Regions from separate parts of the Homo sapiens genome. Here all the other regions are linked to region 3. A link is a loop called in an ENCODE intact Hi-C map of the cell type or tissue named here. Cell type or tissue: PC-3. All regions are shown on one strand.

Region 1 (2,500 bases), 65 kb after region 3:
AGTACATCTACAAATACTCTTTCTTTAAGTTTTGAGTTCAACGTTCCAATTGGAAACATAATAGAGAAGATTTTAAAAATATTATCTGAAGAAAGTGATATAAAAATCTAGGTAGTTAGAAGTATGTCTGGTATTATACAAAATATAGTCTAAGGAAATTAGACACAGTACTTTTTTTGGTTTTTCCTATATCTGTTTATATACTCATTAAACTCTATGTAACATATTTGTGAAATTTCTGAAAAAGAAATACAATTGACAGTGGAAACAGAACTAGGTCAATCTTAAAATCAAAGACATCAATCACAATTTTACATTACATTTGGGCTTCTATATACAAAATTACCCAGAATACTTAGGCTCTCTTTCCTTTATTTGTCCTTTGGGGAGACAGTAGAAAGCTGGAGTGACATTTTGGCCATCTACGAATTTCATAGGAGATGTATTTTTAAAATATCTGAAATTAGATATCAATCAAATACTGGACTATAATAACTGAAGATAAAGGGTGTTTGTTTCTGAGAGTACGCTTATGAGGCTTTTGAGTATGTGTGATTTCAGATTAGGGAAGGTTTAAGAGGGTGGAGTATAGAGTGTGCCTATGTCTATTTTCTTTTGTCTTTTATTTCCCACGTCTTCTCATATTTCTACCTCTGGAGGAAGCTGGGTGCTAGACTACATAGGGAGTTAGGATTGAAATATGACAAACGAATCTTTGTACCCTTATAAATTAATTCTGGTCTTTTAAATTTGGCATAGTCATTTTTTTCCTAGGATATTGGTTTCTAACATGGTTAGCACAAAATGAAGTTTGATTTTTACCCACCTCCTGATTTTTCTTTCTGAAGCCAGCTCCTGCTTTGTCCTTCAGAACTTTCTCCCAGTTGCCTAGCACTCTGTCATTACTAAAAATTTTCAGCCTATTAGTATCTTCATGCCATCCCTAATCTACCTTAACATTTCTCTGCCCTCTAATTGGGATATTGTATAAAGATTGTCTTAGCTCTGAATTAGAAGCCTCTCTGGACTACGTTACAGTAACTGAGAATGTTGTACTCCCCCCAAATATGTGTAATCGTCCCTCTGCCTATCATACTTTTGTTTCCCTGAATTGCAATTGCCAGATTCATTTGTTGGTATTTACCTTTTCACTCTCAGTTTTAGGATGTCAGGAGATTTGTCTATTGCAGTCAATGTTGAATCTCTAGTAGCTAATATTTTGTCTGGTACACAGTAGATCTTCAATAAATGGTGTGTGAATAAAGCATGGGCCACTCCTTGCTTCCCTGCTTAGAAACCTTGCTACTATTAGACCTGATCCTTGGAAGGAGCACTAACACACAAATGACTCATTAAAATAACAACAGTAACAACAACTAAGCTTGGCCATATCATTTGGGATGAGAACATAGGTCAACATAGTGACTTTAGTACTCGTTGAATACTGAGGAGCTTCTTTATACATGAAAATATTTCTGCATGTCAATTTAATTCCATAGAATCTCATTAACCTAAGAAAGTCTTTTAAAGAACCACCTTCTTTCTTTCACTCAGACATATAGATGATCACCTTCCTCTATGGGTAGCTATAGATTTTAATCACACAGATAAGTTTGATGGTGTCCAGTTTTTATTTAAACTTTTTGCTACCTCTTTTATCAATATGCAATCCCTGTCATCTAAACTATAATAAATAATTTTGTTCTCTTGAACTACATTATACAATTTATAAAGTAGAACTCCTAAGAACCCAAGATTTGCAATAGATTACACGTCAGTCAACAAAGCTAAGCATTATCAGCTCACAATGACATCTGACTCTCTAAGCTGTTGGTGTTGATGTGGTGTTCTGAGTTTCCCATGCCTATAGTGTCAGTACTCACAAGGATGAAAATGTTGAAGAGAAGTTTCTGTCTTCTCAAACTTCACTTTTTATGCAGGATGTACCTTCTAAGATTGAGTTATTGTGCATGATAAGTGTAATCGGAGAGTTGGCAAGCAGGTTAAACATAATTGACCATTCTGTATTTTCCTGTAATGGACTGAGAAAGAGAAGAGCTTTATAGATTGGGAATGTGAAGTAGATGCATGGAAATAATTGCAGAAAAATTCTTTTAAAAGTCCCTAGCCTTCCATCTACTTGGAACTTCATGTATATTCCTATTTTAAAGGTTTTATTTATAAGAATATGCATAGGTTTTCCTTTCTTGATAAACTAGTGTTCTTTGTGTTTGGCAAATAAGTAGTAACTGCAATTTGACAAATAAAGACTCTTTATCCCCATTTTCTGATGCGAAACTGAGATAGGAATATTATAAAAGAACATACTGATGGGGAGAGTTAGAAGATAATAGGAACAATTAATGAATCTAATGTACTATTGATGGATTGTTCCCTCTCCAAAAAATCACCTATTAGTTATTGTTGTGAGTTATGGCATGCTTATAAAGTTCCTGTTATTATTTCTCTTGGTGTTGAGTCATTTGGTTTTTTATTTTTT
Region 2 (2,500 bases), 99 kb after region 3:
ATATATACTCCTGATCTTGGCTGAGAAGTTTAAAACTGTAGAAAGAGCCTGTTGTTAGATGCTTCTGCATAAAAAGTCAAATGCTTCTCTAAGGATAAATATATTATGCTTATTCTAAGAAATATGTGATAAGGCATTGGGTACAGTGTACACTGCTTGGGTGATGGGTGCACCAAAATCTCAGAAATCACCTCTAAATAATTTATTCATGTAACCAGACACCATCTGTTTCCCAAAAAGCTATTGAAATTTAAAAAAAAGAAATACATGCTAAGGAAGACACCATAACATGGGCTTCAGAGTCAGACATTCAGGGTTCAAATCAGGACCTTTCCAATGAGTGAAGTTGGGCAAATGCTTCTCCATTTCAAGCCTCAGTTCCCTCATGGAATCAAAGTGAAATGAGGTGAGTTGTACAAAGAGCTTACCCAGGGTCCGGGCTGTGGAGCATGTTAAATAAATGTTGCCCAACATCTTCCTCTTCTTTCTCTTTCTCCTCCTCTTCCTCGTCTTTGTTGTATGTAAGAAGTAGCAGGAAAAAAACCCCAAAAGTTTAATTTTAAATTATACATGTCCTTCTTTATTTCTTACATGTTAGGTTATTCATGATTCACAATACTTTAACCTTTTATCACCTCAAAATTGAATTTCTTTTTTTAGTTGTCTAATTGCTTATAACTTTCAAAAAAAAAACTTCATTTTGAATAGAAAATGTATGTTGATGTGAGCTCTCTAAACTCCATTTTTAATCACTGGAGGAATCCTCAGCAACATTTTTGCTTTAATTTTACATTCAGATTTTGTTTTGTAGGACAGTCAAGTTGAAGGACTCCCCTGATAGCCCTTTCAGGAGGTGACATAGCAAGAAATGCTGAAGTTTTACAAACAGCTAATATAGAACGCTTCTACTAAAGTTTTAGGTTTGGCTCAGCATCCTCAGTTTGAAAAGCAAATTACAGCTTTCATCAATTAACTTTGCAGGGCTAGCAGCTTATTCATACTGAAGAAGATTGATGAATTTCATTGAAAATTGATGCTCATAGTAGCAATGAAATTGTATTCAGACTATTTTCATCTTCATCATTTAAAAGAGAATGCATGAGGGGAAAAAAGTGTCTAAAATTTGGAACTAGATACAAGGAAAGCTTATTATAAATAATGAAATTTGAGACCAATGAGCTAAGTTTTGCATTTTTCTTTTGTGTCACTTATTATACTGCATGACCTCAGGTGAAGAAGTATGTTGACTTCCACTCGATGGAAAAATGATGATAGAGGAAGTTATAAGCTGCCAGTTCACAGGTCTAGCTGTGAATTGAACTACAAAAAATCATTTTAGTTAATCTAGTGGATAGCAAAACTCAGATATAAATAATTAAAGCATCACTCCTTTCTCAGAAAGAAAAGAAGAATCCTACAAAGGTATAATATTCTAGTATGAGCAGAATGCATGATATGAAACTAGAAACAGAGTTACTGTATTTTGATAGAGAATCTGACTCTTGGAAGGCGATATCAACTAGCTATATTTAGGCAGTACCAACGGGAGGCAGTGTTGCCTCATGCACAAAGGCTTGTTCTTTCGAGCTAACTAACCTAGGTTCCTTTTCGTGTTCTTCATTAGTTATGGCAAGTTACTTTTCTTCTCTAAGCCTTATTTTTCACGTTGGTAAAATGGGTTAAACATAGCGCTTACTTAGTACGGTCGTTATGAAGATTAAATGAGAAAATGTATGTTAAGTGCTTAGCATAATGTTTGGCACAGAAAATGCTTGTATGTTGTAAATGAGATCTGCCAGTATTATTACCATTCCTTTAGCCAGTAAAGGATTGTCTAAGAGAGATGATGTGGTTTGAACGTATAAGGGCTCTGCTTACATTAATTTATGTCAGAACATTTGTTTTAATTCATCATTACTTTGATTATTTTGCCCAACAGCAGCATATTATGGTATAATTTATAGCCTAAATATAAAAATGAGACTTTGATATTTACATAAATTTTGCTTCCTCATTAAAAAGTAATTGATTGAGGAAATGGTTTGGAAAATGCCTCACTGATTTTAAAAAGTTAGCTGAACATCACCTTATGAAACTCTTTCAACAACTGTGGTGTTTGTGTAAAAAATACGTGAGTAATAAATGACAATAAGAGGAACAAATATAAACTATGTGTTTGGTAAGTGAGTCAGTTCAGCTAGTCACACAACAAATTGACTTGGATGATGTTTATATCTTATAATGGCATTTTATATATTTTTCATTCAAGAATGACTGTGAATAGAGCTTTCAAAGTTTATATGTTCTTAGAGTATGTTTATCTTTCATATATGGCAGTCACCTTGTTTTGCTCTTTCCATTCTGTTCTGTTGCACTTTCTTTTCAATGCTACAGCATTGTGACCTAGACACAATTCTCTTTTCGCTTGCTCTATCTTTTTTGTTCTCAATGCCTTGGGCACCTGCAGTTTAAGGTCATTAACCCCTTGGCCTTTGTAGAA
Region 3 (2,500 bases):
AGGAGAATCATTTTTAGTTTTGGCTTCTTTTAGTGTTTTCAACTTTTACATATTTCATATTTGATGCTATTTTACATGTTCCACGTACATATTTTAATTAACTGTGGTTGTATTGCTGACAGTGTGTGAAGGTGCAAAAGGAAATTACAGGGAACTGACAGGTTGTCCAGTTACTCTTAGTTTTAGAATCAAAGAACTTTAAATAGAAATACTCGCATACTTAAATGAGAGAATTGAAATATTTGAGTTAATATACATTATATGTAGGCTGTATTTATTTATTCGGAAATGAGGCAGGTTTTTTTGTAAAATGGTGGCAGAATAAAAATGTGTTTATTTCAATCCCTTTCTTGAAACCTACTTCACAAATACATGTAAATTAATGAAAAAAAAATGGACACAAATTATAACAGCCCCACTAGGAAATGCAGTTCGAAAATGTAGTGACTGACATAGCTATCAAGTTCAGTGGAATTTAGTCCATATTGAGGGAGGACATTGGGAGCTGAAACAGTTTTCCAGATCTCTACCTGTTTGTATATATCTCTGAAAATGCATATATTCTCCACTCAAACATTCAATTCAATTGGTAGTTTTTGGTAAATATTGAAGAAGTTTACATTATTTTTGGGAACTTAGAATCTAAAGAAAGAGAAAGATATGACAAGGGCATTATAACTCTAAGGCCAGATATAAGTATGATGGAAGAACAGAGTTCCAGAATGAACGAGTCCTAATAACAGAGGAGAATTGGGAAAAATGCTTCATAAAGGAAGTAGCATTTGCAAAAGTATTGAAAGAAGGATAAGATTTTGGTAGGCAGTTATGGTGGAAAAAGGCATCATTTGTAGAAGTAGCATGAATCAAAGCAGAAATTATCAGGGCGTGTTTAGGGAATAGTTATGGATTCCAGTTTGATTGCAGCATGTGATACATGCTGGAAAGTATGAATCACTGCTTCACAAGGAGCTGTGGTTAACCAGAGTGACCTGGTACACCCATGTTGTAGGAACTTTGAGTTCATTATGTAAGTTGATCCACACAGCAGCCCATAGGGTAATAATAACTGCTTGTACGGGTTAGGAAAATAAGACTCAGAACTTGCTTAAAGTCACTCTGCTATTGAGTAGTTGAGCCAGGAATATGACCGAGAGCCGTTCTGACCTGTGTTGTTACTCACAGTATTATATGATTCTAAGGGCAGATCTGGAGCCATATTTAGAGGAATTGTCACATCAGATCAAAACTTCAGCCAGTTTATGCAGACTAGAGAGAGCATTTTTTTCTTTTTTCAAAATGAGTAAAAGAAAGTCTGTCTTTATTTTCCCATTAGTAATTGCATTCTTGTGTCCTGGAGGACAGGAAAAGAATACATGGCTTCAAAATGCCATCTTTGGAATCCTTGGTGAAAAAGTGTAATTAAAACCCAGATGTCCCTAGATTTAGATTATCTATGTACTCTTCATTCTTCTGTGCAATATTATCTGTCTACTGATTTCTAAATTATATTTAGTCAATGTTTTTTCCTCCTTCTTTGTTATTGTTGCTTACTGTAAGGTATATCTTTGCTTTAAATCCCTACTAATGTGTGACAATTCTAAAGTCTGAAGGAACTTTTAATTTGAAAGTAATTGCCTAGCATCAAGAGTAATTTTCAAAGGAGCAAAATTATTTTAAACATTTTAAACTGCAATTTTAGTCTTTAGAATTAGATGGATTTGTCATTTGATAGAATGTAATAGTATTGAGTGAACACACTGAAAGCTATCGCATTGTATAGTAGTTCTGCTGAGTTTTAAAATATAGTTGTTTTTCCCATCCTTCCAGCTGATACTTCCTTAACTGATGACAGATGGTACTTTGGTTTGTTGAAGCCCAATTCTATGATTATTTTATCTTTGATTGCCTTTTTAAAGACGTATGGAGATATCTTCATCAAATAATTAGCTATATTACCTTGAGAATTATTTTACTATAAATACTTGGTTCATTTTTGTTTTGTTCTCTTCTGTTTGTTTTGAGATGGAGTCTCGCTCTGTTGCCCAGGCTGGAGCACCGTGGCGTGATCTCAGCTCACTGCAAGCTCCGCCTCCTGGGTTCACGCCGTTCTCCTGCCTCAGCCTCCCGAGTAGCTGGGACTACAGGCGCCCGCCACCACGCCCGGCTAATTTTTTGTATTTTTAGTAGAGACGGGGTTTCACCTGTGTTAGCCAGGATGGTATCCATCTCCTGACCTCGTGATCCGCCCACCTTGGCCTTCCAAAGTGCTGGGATTACAGGCGTGAGCCACCGAGCCCAGCCAATACTTTGTTCATTTTTAAAGGAATTTGTTGGCTTATGTGATCGTTGTAAGAGTTGGTACTTCCTCAACCTTTTCAGTATTTTCTGGGCCTCCGATTTTGTAAAATAACATAGCATTAATTCATGATGGCTTTGTGAATATAAGAGGATTCAAGAGAGTTCGTGGAAGTTTAGGGAAACTTCATAAACGAAAAACTGG

Evidence for each region. Hi-C counts contacts between places; a loop is a spot of excess contacts. Peaks named below come from ENCODE experiments on the same cell type or tissue, not always from the same donor. Only the 100,000 strongest peaks of a DNase experiment are listed, where the experiment ranks them.
Region 1: it touches region 3 in a loop (4-fold over the local background); 3 of 110 quality-filtered maps call a loop at or near these places.
Region 2: a loop joins it to region 3, with 5 times the contacts of the local background. A loop is called at or near these places in 2 of 110 quality-filtered maps.

What each region holds. Positions count from the first base shown.
Region 1 is chr7:111,131,876-111,134,375 of GRCh38, reverse strand. The region is part of intron 3 of IMMP2L (inner mitochondrial membrane peptidase subunit 2); the gene reads left to right. Among named protein-coding and RNA genes, the nearest start is that of LRRN3, 42 kb to the right of the region's middle. In PC-3, no CTCF peak of the experiment used is centred here; a DNase peak (open chromatin) is centred at 1,345; H3K27ac peaks cover 313 bases.
Region 2 is chr7:111,097,891-111,100,390 of GRCh38, reverse strand. The region is part of intron 3 of IMMP2L (inner mitochondrial membrane peptidase subunit 2); the gene reads left to right. LRRN3 (leucine rich repeat neuronal 3) reads right to left here. Exons shown (of 3, transcript NM_001099658.2): 2 at 429-510. Among named protein-coding and RNA genes, the nearest start is that of LRRN3, 8.0 kb to the right of the region's middle. In PC-3, a CTCF peak has its summit at 1,543; a DNase peak (open chromatin) is centred at 2,170; H3K4me3 peaks cover 776 bases; H3K27ac peaks cover 1,288 bases.
Region 3 is chr7:111,196,982-111,199,481 of GRCh38, reverse strand. The region is part of intron 3 of IMMP2L (inner mitochondrial membrane peptidase subunit 2); the gene reads left to right. It overlaps LOC124901725 (a long non-coding RNA gene), which reads left to right. Exons shown (of 2, transcript XR_007060477.1): 1 at 1-2,500. Among named protein-coding and RNA genes, the nearest start is that of LRRN3, 110 kb to the right of the region's middle. In PC-3, no CTCF peak of the experiment used is centred here; a DNase peak (open chromatin) is centred at 1,031; H3K27ac peaks cover 1,929 bases.